Linked DNA regions of Mus musculus: region 2 is linked to region 1. The links are chromatin loops, found by intact Hi-C in ENCODE. Cell type or tissue: left cerebral cortex. All regions are shown on one strand.

Evidence for each region. Peaks named below come from ENCODE experiments on the same cell type or tissue, not always from the same donor. Only the 100,000 strongest peaks of a DNase experiment are listed, where the experiment ranks them.
Region 2: a loop joins it to region 1, with 5 times the contacts of the local background. A loop is called at or near these places in 2 of 42 quality-filtered maps.

Annotation. Positions count from the first base shown.
Region 1 is chr8:67,730,176-67,738,175 of GRCm38, reverse strand. The region is part of intron 12 of Psd3 (pleckstrin and Sec7 domain containing 3); the gene reads left to right. Among named protein-coding and RNA genes, the nearest start is that of Gm32888, 130 kb to the left of the region's middle. In left cerebral cortex, no CTCF peak of the experiment used is centred here; DNase peaks (open chromatin) are centred at 2,261, 2,872, 4,124, 4,557 and 1 more place; H3K27ac peaks cover 4,471 bases.
Region 2 is chr8:67,814,216-67,822,215 of GRCm38, reverse strand. The region is part of intron 9 of Psd3 (pleckstrin and Sec7 domain containing 3); the gene reads left to right. Among named protein-coding and RNA genes, the nearest start is that of Gm32888, 46 kb to the left of the region's middle. In left cerebral cortex, a CTCF peak has its summit at 7,338 (motif pointing right); DNase peaks (open chromatin) are centred at 3,914, 4,393, 4,985 and 7,351; H3K4me3 peaks cover 4,723 bases; H3K27ac peaks cover 4,524 bases.

The sequences.
Region 1 (8,000 bases):
ATTTTATTATTTCTGTGCTTTCTTCCTGTATTATTCTAATTAAATGTTGACCAATTTTATTGGAGGAAAAATACTTCTTAGAGACCATAATTTCTTTCCACTTGTTTTTTATTCTCTCTCTCATATCTTCACAAGATTTAATTATTTCCTTTCTTTGGTAGTTCATTTAGGCATAAAATTCAGAAATTTAATGTTGCTTTTCTCTTCACTGCAGATGCTCATTGCCAGGAACTCTTACTGGTGCTGCTTTTCATGCACCCCCTAAGCTTTGATTTCATAAGTTTGTCTCTAGATAATTTCCATGTTTTCTTTTGATTTCCAGAACACATTGGCTCAAAGAGTAAGGCAGAGTATGTCTAATTTCTGCACATTTTCTTCCGCCCTTTTCACAACATTAGTTGTAAGATGTGACTGACGTCATTTCAGCTGTCTTTAATCTGAAGCTTGAAAGGTAACATGTGACCTGGGGTGGAGAGAATGGTACATGCATACCTCAGAAGAACATAGTGTCCACTGCTCTGGATATGTCTAAATATTTCCCCGGTAGCATTCTTTCAGTCATTTATTGCCTTTCAGCGTAATGCCTGCCAGTTTTTCTATCTGTCACTGAAGTGGAACGTGGAAATCCAGTATTTCCTCATGTCTGTCAGTGTTTGACAGGTCATTTTACAAGAGCTAATTGTTGAGGGGACGGAAAGGGACAGAGAGAGGGGGGGTTGATTTCTATTCCTCATGGATTGACTTTATTATCATCATTATTATCATGGATGCAGTCTCTCTTGGCCATTTTTATTTGAAGTTTATTTTGTCTGGTGCACTTAGACTATGTCTCTTCTTTGCTGGCTATTTTCTGTATGGATTTCCTTTTCTGTAACCTAAAGGATGGTTCTTTTAATGATAGCATCTTTCTTTTGTTTGTGAAGTCCATTTAGCCATTTCCCTTTCTTTTGATTGAGTAGCACAATCCGTTAATCCTTGCTGTAAGAGTAGCATGCTGTGGAAATACCCTTCACCTTTACAGGACACTTTTGCCAAACACTATTCTTGCATAGCAATGTTTCTTATACTCTCAGGATATAAACTCTCACAGCCCTTTCTGAAGTTTTACTGCTGAAAAGTCTGCTGAAAGCCTTGCAAGCATTTTGTGGTATGTGACAAGTCATTTTTCTCTCCTATACTCTGATTTCTCATAACATTGTGATCTGTTTACATCCATCCTATTGAGCTGTATTTGTCCACTTCCTTTCTGTATTTGAGAGGTGTTTCTGTCATATCTGTAAAGAATCTCCCTACCCCTTTTGTCTTTTTTTTCTTTTTTTACTTCCATAATGCGTATGTTGCTGTCTCCATTGTTGAATCTCTCAGTTAAAATTTCATCTCAGGTATTGTATTCTTCAGCTTAAAATTTCCTCTTCTATCTTTAGATATTTGTGTTTCTTTGGTCCTGTAATCATTTTATTATGTATCATTTTATTGAGCATATTGAACCTCTTTGTCATGATTATTTTATGTTTTATCCAATGCAGTTAATTACCTTCCTTTCCTTATAGCTTATTTCCTTATAGTAAATATATTTTTCTTCCTTAAACCAAATTCTTTATTTCTTTATATCTCTTCTGGGCTCCTTTAAAAATTTTTCCAACTGAAAAACAACTACCTTTGATAGCTTAGGAAGAGCTTGATACAGAAAAGACTCTCCACTCAAGGCCTGTTTAGAGATTCTCTTTAAGAACATGTTGTTTCTTTGTACCTGTGCATGGAATTTTCAATTATAGAGGATTGTTAGTTTCTTTTACAGAAACTCATTGTCTTTATACCCTCTAATATCTGTCTTCATTGCTCCGGGTTATATGGCTCCACAGTTGCAAGCCACCCAGCTTTTCCTTATTCTAAACAATTATTTCATAAATACCAAGTCACCAATCAGGTAGCATTTCCTCTCTAAGGTTCTAAAAGGAGTCAGGTCACTGGATGGATACTTGCTGCCTCCCTGTCTCTCCCAAGGGAGAGATCTTGAGCTCCCCCTGCACAAAGATGTTTTATGCACCAACCTCTTGCTTTTCTTCTTTGTTCTCTGCAACCCCCAGGCTCCCAAGCTAACAATTCTGCTAAAGTTGTTAGTGCTCTAAGGCAAAGGTTGAGTCTCCCATGTTGTCCTTGGTAAATCTAGAATGCTGGCCACATGCTCTGCTTTCTTTTCCCTCCCTAGAGAGAAACTTTAAAGTTGAGTGCCTATCTCCAGATTGTTTCAAGCTGTGCTGGCTACAGCAAACCACCCACCACTTTCTTTTGTTCTAAGCAATCCGCAGGCATCCAAAGCATGCCAGTTCCATCCTGCTTATAGGGAGCCAAGAGAAACACTTTAGAAGGGTGATATAAATATTCAAAAATTATTTGATTCATTGCTACACTTTACTTTCTACAATAATACCACCTATATGGTTAAAGGAATTATTCTATGAATCTAACAGCCCATTGTCTCTCACCAGATACATGGAGACAGTGGTTGATATTCAGATTAACCATGCTCTTAATTGGCCAACTATCTTGTATTGTCCTTTATTTTCCTATGGAGTTGTTACAGCTTTTGATTTATATGTTCTTTTTTGTGGCCTTCCCAAATTAGCATGTGTGCAGGCTGAGCTCATACTGGTCCTTTCAGATGGCTTTGTCTCTGTAGGGAGCAAGGTTTTGAAATTAAATTCCACATAGCACAGCTGTTTCTCTTGTATAAGTCCCATCTCTTGCCTCACTTTTTTGTTTTCTCTAACATCGCCATCTTTGACTAAAGCCCTACTTTGAATACCTAACCACAGGATATCCACCCCCTCCATCTCCTCGTAAATCTAGGCATGGGAGTTCTCCTGCACTCAGTATTTTGTAGAGTGATGCCAAAAAACAAAAGCTGTTTCCAAATCACCATTTTTTCCCACTCTGTCTTCTCCCTTAGAATTGTATTAGTGTCAGTCCAAGTCATCTAGAAAGAGAGGAGAAGAGGCTGGGTGTTATGGAGGGAACAGTTTTGTATTTGTTGCTGCTTCAGCACTAGTTTGCTCCAAAAGAGTTACTTCTCCTGACTTATGGAATGCAGCAGATTGCATTTGGAAAAAGTTGTATACAATCTCTTCCATAAAGAGAGAAGACTGGCAACAAATGTGTGTGTGTGTGTGTGTGTGTGTGTGTGTGTGTGTGTGTGTGAGTGCGCTTGTGCATGTACACATACACATTTCACATATTTGTATGGTTGGGTGTGCATGTGTGTGTGTTTATGTATCCATGGGTAAGTGTGTTGAGTGTAAGGTATGTGTAAATCAGTAAGAATGCTCGGATAACTAAAAAGTGTAGCATCTTTTTAAATAAGAAGAAGCACTTTAGAAAGAGGCAACCATTTTTTAAATGAAGTTTATTTTTTTATTTGAGATTATAATTTTATTGTTTTTTTCATAGAACACGTATAGATTGTCCGATGCCAAACAGTCAGCCCTGAAGAGTGCATATGTGTAACATTACACAGATCAAATGGGCTATATTTAGGCATGCATATGTATGTGCATATGCATGTAAAAGCAGTTAGTGAACCAGGAGGCCTTGGATTTGAAGGAAAGCAGAGAGACGCAGGGAAGGGCAGCCATCTTTTATAACCAAGTTCTGCTTTCCTTCAATTATTGTTAACATTCTTTTAAAAATTAAAAAGTCTAAAACATGAATGCTTGAAATCTGAACTGGAATGAACAATACCCATTCACAGTAACCTCATGTAAATCCTAGAGACTAGAGCATCAGTCATCAGGAACTCATTGGCAGATCTGGATTGTTTATGGACATACCCGCTTGCTTTTACTTTAGAAGGGTCTTTAGGTTACTGAGCTGCCCACATCAGCTGCAGTAAATAGACAGCCTTGGAATTGAGGTTCTTTACTGCTAATATGTTCTACAGAAGGCAAGGAATGTTCATTGCTGATAATCTCTAATCCTCCCTGATGCCTAGTCTACCAGAACACAGTAGCAGATGCTAGACAAAAGGTAAACTGTGTAGTGGCAATGTTATTTTGGATTGCGTACACTTTTTGTTTTACATCCTCTCAGAACTGTTGAAAGCTAACCACATGTCAGACATTATGAAAAATTCCAGACTTTTCAAAGGTGACTAAGACATACTGCCTTCTGTCTGCCTACGTAAAGATCAGAAAATAGGGGAAAGAAGCTAAATTGGGCATTCACCAAAACAGTAGAACAAAACAATAACGTTGAAAATATTTTTACTGAAGAGGGCCACCTAAAGCATGTTTTAAAAAATAGGTATCTATATATCTATAGACAAACAGACAGGAGTAAATCTCCAATGAACAAGCACATAGCAGACTATACAGCACAAAGCATTTTAGCCAAAAAGTAATAATTTCAGAGAATGTCTCATTTTCAATACTGGCCAATGATGCTTTCGTGTTCATACTATGGGATGAGTAGGCCATAGCAAGCCATAGACTGATAATGAAAATTGTGTTTCAAATAATGTGTGTTGTGAAGCCTAAAGAGATGGCGTCATCACACTGTCCTAGTCTGTCCATGTATACAAGAAGCTGCTTCCTTCCCAGAGACTGGCACTCCCACCAGCAGGCAGGACGCAGGTCCTCAAATGATTTAGGTGGGCAGCTCTTCCCATAGGACCTCATTGGGTACAACAAGTACTACATTGTTTCTCCCTCCTGTTCTTGGAATGGCATTATATCCTAGAAGTCACACATACACACACACACACACACACACACACACACACACACACACACACACCCTGTACCTCAGGTACAGCTGAGAAAAAGTATCACTGAATCCTGTTAGCTACGCACTGACTATGTTACAGGACTGTAACTTGAAAGGCTCTCTCTTCCCTACTTTAGTCATCAAAAAGAGGAAAAATTGGTGCTTGAGTACACTGTGTACTGAGTGCTAAACTGTAGGATTTGATATATGTTAAATGAATTTAAGTGTTCCTGTGACTCATAATTTCAGCATACAATGAATTTATTATGTTCAGTTTATTATCCATCAGAAGACAAAGAAATCCTCTGTTTGGGTGAAGTCATAAGAAAAAGGCCACCATTTCCCTAGACCAAATTCAGTTTAATTCATATCAGTACCAAATCAACTCACTGGTGTGGATGGGCCTATGGTGTGGTGATACAAAGACCTTAGGGTCTAGCATTTGTCCTGAAGGTCACTAGTCCGCTTAGATTCTGCATCTATTCTCTTGACTGACACTATTATTCTCCATACAAATTCCTTGGCATCAGTGACTTTTGTTTTCCCTTCTAAGAGGCCACCCCAGTATGGTCAGGAACCATTCCATCACTGTATCCTAGCCAAAGATGGCTGCCAGTATACTGGACAATGTTGCCAGACACAAAAGGAAACAAGGATTCTGCTTACTAGATTCTATGAGTGAAATGGGTCTCCTAAAGAGACATGTTAGCCAGCCACTAATGCTTCATTGACTGCAGCCCCAGAAGTGCCATGCACAGAACCCCTCTGCCCTTGGAAGAACAATGTTGCCAACTGCTCTGCAATTACTCCAAGCCTTTCATCAAGATTTTTCAACTATGAAATAGCCTCTAATGATTTTTATTCATGTAAGAAAATAAAATTTGAGCTTTCATTAAGATTGAATAGTAAAACTTTCCTCCTCCAAAAAAAACCCAAACAAACAAAAGCTGTAAATCATCAGAAAAACTAAGCCCTATTCTGTGTTAACATAATGGGGGAAAAACTCCCAGTTCTTGGTCTTCATTCAGCCAGCTTCCAGCCTTCCTTTGTTGCAATCAAGTACATTTACCAACGAGAACATCAAAAGTTGACTTAATATCTCACATCTGTCAGGTGTGTCAACTGTCCTGTGTGCTTATAACCCTCTATGCCACTGTCTCCTTCACATGCTCACATGATACAGCACTTTCTTAGACATTATTATGAGAAATTTGTTAGTCTACAGTAGGGCCCCTAGGAAAATCTCCCTCGGAACAGCAACCTAAGTTTGATCAATGGAACTTACATAAAGGTGGAAGAAGAGAAGTGACTTCACAAACTTGTCACTGGGGGCTGGAGAGATAGCTTAGCACTTAGGAGTTCACAACTGCAGCTCCAAGGACTGATGCCCTCAAGCAGACAGACATGCAGATAAGACACCAATGCATTTATAAATAAATAAAAAGATGTCAACCATACAATTAAAATAAATAAATAAACCTGTCCTCTGACAACACACAGTCACATGGCACACATGCCTCCTGACACACCAATGATAGCCTTTTTTAAAATGTTAAACCTAACCTATTGTATTTGCAGATTTACATTTAAGTATAAGTATTCGTTAACTTGAACTTTAGCTAACAAGCTACCAATCCAATACAGAAGACAATAACGTTAATTAGGAAGTAAGATGATAAGGTTTGCTCATCTTTAAGATTAAGACTCTGCTGGATTTTTTTAAATGTTATAAATGACAGATGCAGTTGTAACACAGTGTTGGAGAGTTCAGTATTTTGTCTGAAAAGTTTAAGAACAGTAAGAGTAATTGGATTCCATCAAGGCTCTGAAGAAGGAAGTGGGCTCTTAAATCATGCAGAAGTGTGTGTGAATAAACACTAAGAAAAGAAGGGAAGATCATGAAGAGATTTCAATGAAAGTGATATCTACGCCTATACTAAAATGACATATGAAAAAATAAAAGTCATATAGGGCTACAACGAGGACAGTCTTATGTGGGTGTGTAGGTGTAACGCCATAGCACATTTGGGTAGCTTCAAGATCAGTGAAATATAAAAAAGTATTCAGGGCAGCTTGAAAAGGCCTAAAAAGCTAGATTGAAGAGTTGAGACTGAGTGAATGTGGAGCCAGTGTTTGAAATGAACGGAGACAGTTTGTTTGAAATGAACGGAGACAGTTCTTATAGTTTAGAAGCATCAGCCTTTGTGCAGGGTGAAAAGTGACCTAGAAGCAGATTCACTGATGCATGCATGCAAACTAGATTGAACAAGACTATGTTAACAGGGAAGGATCTAGTGGGTGAATTCTAACTAAGGTATTGAATTCCAAATTCTATGGAATAGGAAGAGGCTATGTCTAGTATGCATATTCAGATCTGAAACCAAAGAAAATGCCTAGAAGTAGTTTACAGAGTCAACAACAAATTATTGTTAATTCAAAGCATAGGAATATAGATTGAGAAGATAAGGGATAGAACAAGGGTATACAGACACCATATTTACTGGAGGAAAAATGGCAAAACATCCTTACAGAGCTGAAATGAAGTTGCCAAAGAACTAAAAAAGCTAAGAGAAAGAGATATTGCAGACATGAGAGATGTCAGGAAGATTTCCACCTTGTAAAGCAGGAATTAGACCATGTCACATGTATTCAACAACCAGAAAGTTATGTATAGAAGCTTTGATGGAGTGATGGGTAGTGGAAACCAGGTTAGAAAAGAGTTGAGGACACAGATAGAGAGCTTATTGACAACTTCCTATGCTCTCTTCTGGTGTCTCCTGCCTATGACTTTTTTTGTTTTTAATTAATTTATTTATTTCATGGATGTGGGTACACTGTCACTGTCTTCAGACACACCAAAAGAGGGCATCGGATCCCCATTACAGATAGTTGTGAGCCACCATGTGGTTGCTGGGAATTGAACGCTGGACCCCTGGAAGTGTAGTCAGTGCTCTTAACCATTGAGCCATCTCTCCAGTTTTGCAAGTAGCAGTTCCCAGTCTTTATCTCATTTCTAGTTAATCTCTGAGTCTTTCCTGTCACTGATTTCTCTCTAGAGGGAAATGAATTCCATCTGTCATTTTCTCCTGACAGAGGTCTTGTTGAGTTTGTCTACCCTGTACACAGTCTTGTCTCCACCATTACCTCTCTTCTCTCTGCCCTCCTCCCAGTGACCTTGGGCTTTAATGCAAAATCTTAACCTACAGGCTACCCAAATAGTGATGTCAGAATCATTGACA
Region 2 (8,000 bases), 84 kb before region 1:
TGACCCCTCAGCCCCGCCCACCCTCAGCCTTGCTGTGCCTCTAGACGATTGAGTCCTACAATTCATTTTCACGTTGTCTTCTCTCCAGTGTGCATAACTGAACCTCTCACTTCCCCTTCATTTAGCTCATGTTTGGCTTTGGCTCTTTGTTTGTTTTGGTTTTGTTTATTTGTATGTTTGACTAATTTTCCAAAATATTATTTTAGAAAAGAGGAAAGCTTCTGTCTACATACCATTATTGTCCTAGCAATTATTTCATTTAACGTCTGTGAGCCTTTAAGTTCCTTGATACTCCAAAGAAATTTACTGTTGCCAGTGTGCTATTATAATTGAATGATTCAAAGTTGTGTGAGTTGTATATGTCCCCACTACCCATTACCTACTAGGCACATAATAAAAAATGTGTTTAATGGATTCATTGTAGTTGTTATTATTAGTAGTACTATCGTTATTACTATTATTATTAGCTAAAGCCTTTTTAAGAAGATCCGTTTGGACTCGTAATAGATAGTATCCTCATTCCGAGAAAGCATCAGAATGGGAAGTGCTAGCTCACAGCCCTCCACAGTTAATGGATTTGCCTTAATATTATCCCCTACCATTCTGTTCTGTTAAGGAAGTCACCTTTGTTTTTTGCTGAAGCTTTCATAGAAAGTTATTTTTTGCTGTTAAACAGCTGCTGCTCTCTAGGTGGCTTGCCTTTATTTTATTGGAAGCAATCTGTCTGCATAGGCCAGCTAATGTCTAGAACAGGCAAGGCCTCAGAGTAGGCTACTGCAGAACAGGGCCATGTGATATGTCTTTGAACTGATTCTTTCATATTACATCTAGTTGTAAACCATATATAGCCATATCAAGACAGTGGGCAGTAGAAAGGAAGTATAGAACAAAAATACAGTTTGTTTAGAAAGCCATGTTATTTAAATATGATATATTACATCTATATTTTCTGAACACATTTTCTAAATTTATTGTAGCAAATGACAGTAAACTCAATGTCCAATAATGTGGTACCAGTGAAACATAATATATTCATATAATGTAATATCATGCAATTAATAATGAATTAGATAGCCTTATATGCTATTAAATAAATAGCAATAATATCTATGTTTCCATGTATTTCCCATAATAAGTAAATGTATATATAATATATAATAAATATGTATATATACATATATATTATATTTGTATGGATTTACTCTGAAAAGAGATACATGCAAAACATGTAGTAGTTCTTGTTTCTGAGTAGAAAGTCTAAGCAACAGAATGGGAAAAGGGCTTCAACTGCATGCTTTCTTGTAAGCAAATCAAAAGAATTCATTGCTTTTTCACTATATTCACTTTTCAGAAAATTAAATTCCTATAAAAAGCAAGGTCAATGACATGAAATCTGATAGGCAGACTTGTCTTCTATTTAAGTAGTTTGTTTATTCCATCCGTAGTCACTGAAATGTTTACTAGCTGCTGACATGGGTTCTGAGATGGCTATGGCCTTAGACCAATTCTGGAGGTACTGGAGTGGTAGGGCTCATAATGAAGAATGCCTAGGGTGGAAGATAAGGATTGTTAAGAAGAGTAACTAGTGGCAATAATTTTGGAAGGTAACCCTTAGGTTGACCTTTGGATGATGAGAAGCCAACTATGGAGACCGTGGGAAAGGGGTGAGGGACAAGGCAACACAGCTCCTGGAAGAAGGGCAGCAAAGAGGAATCACTGAAAAGGTTTACAAACGGAGACAAGCCCATGTTCCATTCAAAGATATTATGGAGACTATAATCTGGAATATTAACCTGGCATGAGGACATGGATCTGATTAAACATAACAATAATGGAGAACCAAGAACCAAAGGACCCTGAGAGCATCAAGAACTCAAAGGGCTAGGACTCTCAGGTGCTTAGGAGGTTAGAGGCACCTTCTGCTCTTGGTCATTGGACTGTGAAGGCCATTGACAGACAGAGGTATGTGTTCTGGAACACAGAATGCAGGGTGGGAAAGGTTCACTGCATCTGCAGTGTTGGGGAGATGTGCCCTATCATGTAGTACAGCATTAAGGGCTTGGATCTGGTTGTTTTAAGCATCCTAGACTGACCATCCTTATCTTACAGGTGATGGTGTTGTAGGTATTAAGCAGATGCAAGTGGTTATAAATTATTAAAGTTAATGGCTAGCTAATACCAGTTGAGCAGCAATGGGACAAAAATAATACATTCCTTCCATTTCTCCCAGAAGTGGAGTTGGATGTCATATTATCAGATATATTTTTCTTTCTCACTGGTTTTAGTAACCACTTGTTAGAGAAAAGAAAACCACCTCAGGAGAAATTCTAAAGCCATCTATGGAGACTGGCAAATATACATAGGCTTAAATAATAAGTGCTGTCTGTTTTGCCCTCTCTGAGGAGACTCCATTTATATGCAGTGTGCTGCTTGGACTCTGTTGTGATGCAGAATCTTTGTGGTCCCACCTTGAATGTTACAGTGGATAGAAATGGTTATAATATGCTCTAGCTACAATTGCTTATATTATAAACGATTAGCATTATTGCACTGTTAACAGTACATGTTTTATATCTTTGAAACATGCTCTATAAACTATAAAGCCATTGCATTCCTAACCAATAACTTGAGGTGAGAAAGGCATGCCTGGAAGAAGACAAAATGATAGCATAGACTCTGAACTCCATGCATCCCTAGAGGCAGCTGAGCCCTAAGTGCTTCTAAATTTATTTTCTATTATTATTTTAAACCAAATTCCACTCACATTTGTCAGTGTGCTTATAGAATAGTTGGCGCCCTGAGGCTTCAGAGAAAAGGTGGGGACAGTGAAGGGAAGTGGAACGCAGCCTGTCATGATATCAGAAAATCAAAGGCTCCAGAGTTCCCTTTCCCTGGGCTGGTTAACAGAGGGGGGCAGCAGCCCAATATCTTAATGTCCAAGCACATCAGGACCTGGTTGTATGTTATATAGAATTCTCAAGAATCAAAACGGGAGTTAGATTTAAGTATCATAGGGAATTGAGGCAGTGTTTTTGGCAGAATAGTTTTTACATACTATTTTTGTTTTGTTAATTTGTATTAATACCCAAACCAAGACCTTATTCTGCAGCTGACCTGCAAGTCTGGTATTACAGTTAAAGTTATTACATTCAAAAGTAACTTGGTGTATCAGAACTAAATATATCTCATTTTCTAACAACGTCCAACTTGTAAATTTTTTTCTCACAAAGCAGCAGGTTTCCATTTACACAGAGCATTTGTGGCCTTCGAAAATCTCCTTATTGATCTAGATTGGATTTATTGATCTTACCCTAAGCCATATTTAACACCCTCTTTTTTCCCCTTAACTTTCAGTATGACAGGGAGGTAACTAATATCCTTCTGCATTTGCTGAGCAAGTCAGCAATTTCTGTCTAAGTCCTAGGCTGTAGCATTCTAAGGTTATAGGAAACATTAATTCTTCTGATCAGCAACACAATTTAAAATAGGAAAGAAAGGAAAATTATTGATTACCGTGATGCCTTTGTGGCTAGTCTTGTGCCACAAGCCTGTAATTGATTGAGCCTGGTGACACCCTGATACCCATCTGCATTTCTTTTCCCCGTTTAGAAATGGAGATCCATCTGTCCTCACCACACGTGGTGCCTTGCAGATTACTTGCGACTTTTATTTGTGGTATCTCTGTTTTGTTGTTGACATTAATGAGATTACTGCACAATATCACAAGAGAAATTGGTGTTGCTCTTTGGAATGTTAATGAACTGCTTGCTTGGCCAATTGCCATTTGTTCCCGTGTATGAATGTGTGTGTGTGTGTGTGTGTGTAAAAGAGCCGAGTAGCAGGGGTGGGATTACATTTTTTTTCCTCTTTGCAGCTAGTGACGTGAGCCGTGCCTGGAACAATCAGACTCGCTGCAAACAGGGTAGTTGAAGATGCTGGGGGAGGCAGCCTGGTGCTTCCTAAGCTAAGGCGATCGATCTCAGAGCTGCTCAGGAGCTGCTTGGAGCTGCTGGAGTACAAGCGGCAGAGTTCCTTCAGCATTAGAGCTTTGTAACGGGTAGAAAGTGCCTTTTTATTTCTCCAAACCTATTCCCTGATAGACCTTCAAAATGATTGGCGTGAATAGTGTTCAGAGTGCCAGCAAGGTACGGGTGAGGACCTCAGGTTCTGTGAAGTACTCCCGAGAGGATTCTATCCGGCGGCAGTCCCACCGGTCAAAGTCTATGAAAATTTCCAACTCCTCAGAGTTTTCTGCTAAGGAGAGCAAGGTAAAGAAATGCCATGTTAAATATTATGGACAGTTGTATGGTGGGATCGCAGGATGCTATGCATTCTGCCAGCGTCTGATATGCAGTGACAGGCTGAGAAAGTAACAGGAAGCATAAAATGGCTCTAAGATCATCAGTGGGATTGGGGTGAGCGGTGATACCTGAACTCTAGATAGGAGAATTGCTGTGCTGTGCTGTGCTGTGCAGCAGTTTTGCACAGAGCCAGTTTGTGGAAGAGAAGGACTGTAGCAGTACTGAAAGAGAGGCGATTGTGGAAACTGGTGGTTGGCATGGTGGTCGTGTTATAGTCTCAGAAAGGTTGCCTTGACAAATGGCTTTTAGTATGGCATATTTTTAGATCATCAGGAATGTAGAAATATCTTGTTTAATTTTTATCTTTCATTGAGTTCATTTTTTTCTTCCCTCTCCCATTCTGTCCCCCTCCCCCAGTCTGCGGAGCTAATGTAGAAAAGCAACCCTGTTCTGTGTGCTGTATTCTTGCTGTGTTCACTGCCAGGTGTGTGTAACTGGGAGAAATTCCTTCTTTTGTGTTCCTTACGTATGTATGCACTGCTGCTGGGCTGCCATTAATAAAGCACTGGTGTTTTCTGTGACTCTCTCTGAGATAGCAATCTTGGTTGATGTGGAATGGAAGGGAGTGCTTACGTAGTGGAGTGGGCATTTACTACATGCAACATATTCTTGAGATTCTTCCCACCACCATCTGTGTGAGCAGGGTACTCAGAAACACTCCCACTCCACAGGTTTAAAAATGGAACGATGGAATCATAGGATCATAGAACTCTAGAGCTGGGATGGGGATGATTCTAACAAGACCCATAGGCTTGAAGATGTGTAGGAAAGGCTTTGGGAGGTGGGTCTGTATCATTTTGGCCTTCCCATGGGCTCTATCCAGACCCACTGGGAGTGGCATCAGGCCTAACCCCTTCAACCTTATGCCACTACCCTCCTCTCCTGCTCCCTCCCAGCCTCTTCCTCCTGTGTCATTACAGTATTGAAAGACTTTGGTCTTAACAGGTTTCCCTCAAAAAAGGGTAGAGGATGGATGGTGACTAAGAAATATGCTGGCTATCTATCACATTACATTATGACACAGTGCAATCTAACCCTATCAATCATTAGCAAATTAACCTGGCTCTAATAAGTTCTTCACAGGTGGCTTTTTCTTGGTAATTTTTAAGTACTCATCTTGGGGAAAAGCATGCATCTTTTGATAGTCTTTTAATATGACCGGAATGAGCATGTCTTGGTTCCCACTGCAACTGCTATGCGACCTCCCATGGTATGATGACTACAGTCTCCTGCTGGCATAAACCCCAAAGGCTATTAAAGTATTAAGTAGGTGTAGAAGGACATGCATGTGGTTGTCAGTGTGGTTATAAAATTTACTTTGCAAAGAGCACTAACTTAGCATCTCTGAATTTTATTTTAATGAACATTGTATTTATACCTTGTGGTCAGAATACCTGAGAAGTCAGAGGTCATCATTGGAAATGCTTTTGTAATCCAAACTCCCACCCTGATGAAAATTCAATCATTTTAATACTTTTGGTTTGCTCAGAATTAGGATGTATGGATTAACATTAGAAGCCAGAAGATGACAAATGAGCAAGTTTATCCTTTCTAATACCTTCTCTATTTTTTATGCAGTTGCAGATACTCCTATTTAATAGGAACCTGTACACTGTGGGAAGAGTATTGTATGTAAGCTCCTGGTAGAATTATAATCACATGACTATATACATGTAAATGTATAACATATATGGATATTATATGACCTCTTGAGTTCTGAGGTATTTATTAAAAATGTATCTAAGGTCTTACCTCCTAGACTCTGTCTCTGTCTCCCAGTCACCTTGTCCCTGCCTCTCTTCCTTGTGTATGTATTCCATTAGAGTTAGAGATTAGATTAAACATTATCATTCATTAGCAAATTTTGTTCACTAAATGAAGTTAATTGAATATGCTAAGCACTTGTACCCTAAACTAATTAACTGAATTTCATTATGGACAAGTGTAATTACATGGTAATCTATGTTCTTCTCTGTACTGGACATAATATATTCAAGTGCTAATAGTTAAAAGTATTATTCACCTCAGCTGTATCTAGTAGTGAAATATTATTAGTTAAAAGCAAATCAGTGTTGTTTTCCTGTTAATCAGTTAAGTGGTGTTTTTTAGTTATCTGACTCTTCAGCAAAAAATAAAAGGTTTTTTTAACCTGGTGATAAGAAAGTTTATTTCTTCTACCCCATCTGACTCTTGCCTCCATTAAAGGCAATAATAAGATAACATCAAGCATCTCAAGATAATGTCTAGAATTGAATTCTCTCCCCAAAACTCTACCTAGCCCATTCTAGAGTGAGTATAATAGTTTCCACATAGTTTAATCACAATATGTTTTATATTCTTGGAACACTGTTATCTTTGGTGTGTCTTAACTTCTGTTTTGTTGGCCATAAAACTCACTAATTTGTATAACTATGAAATTAGTTCATCTGCAGGCTTCACTTTTCATCCAATTTTGCATTTTGTGTTTTATTTGAAGAAAGTGTTAAAAGGTTTCTGAATGGATCACTTACTTATTGCCTTAAATTTTTAAAAAATATCTTTCAAGATTTTTTAACTAAATGTTTTAAGTGAAGAAATTGAATGATCCAATCTTTGTGCATCATGTTGTTATACTCTAAGGCAAATTATTTTATATCCCAGACAAATTTTGTGCGCTGTTTTCATAGAACTTACTGCCCCTCCTGTAGCACTCCTCCCCCAAACCCATCCATATCCTTAAAAGTGATGAAATCTTCTTTCTTCTGAAGAATATGATTTTTCCTTTTTCTGGATAATGTTTATATCAAATTCTGGAACAGATAAAATGTAGAGGATATTTAATGTTAATAGTTTTTTTTAAAGAAGGTTGCTTTTACATTTGTGGAAACTAGTATTAATTATCAAAGTGTCTCATTTGAGCCTGACTATGAATGCATTCAGCTATTTATTTGTCTTTTAACTGATACTTGTAGAGTTCCCATTAAGCTTCCTGGCCATGAGGGGGCACTACAGACCTTCCTGCTACCAGGGTCAACTGGACAGACTAGACACAAATAACAATTTAGAATCATTTGGTGATATTGATTCTTGACGTTTGTATGTCTTTATTCAGTTCCTTATTCTATCCATTTATGTGTTTACCATGGTGCAGGTTATTGAATGAACTTCAGGTCTCACATATGCATGGAAATTACTCTACCATGAGCATCATGCGAATTTAAAACTACTGAACGTGTCCACATTTCCTCCTTTTCATCTGGTTATATATAAAATATAAATTATATGCTATATCTTAATTTTTTCCTTGCTTAGATTAAGAACTGTAAAAGCTGGTGTTCATACTTTGATTTGTTTTTCTGTGCCCAACTCTTACCAAACTACCACGTATTTACCTGGGCCAAATCTCAGCTTGATAATGCCATTTTTTAATGCTGTTTTAGAGTGTAAAAATAACGTGAGTGGCTGAGGCATGTTGTTAGGGAACAATAGAACAACATCCACTAAGAATTCTCTCATTGATGAGGGGGTGAATTTAAATGAAATGTTTAAAAAAATTTTTTTTGATAAAGTAGCAAGGAAACTTGAGACACATCTCATAGAACTCATGGTAGTTGGGTGATGTATAGTGAAAAATTGGCCATCTGCTTTGTGAGCCACGGT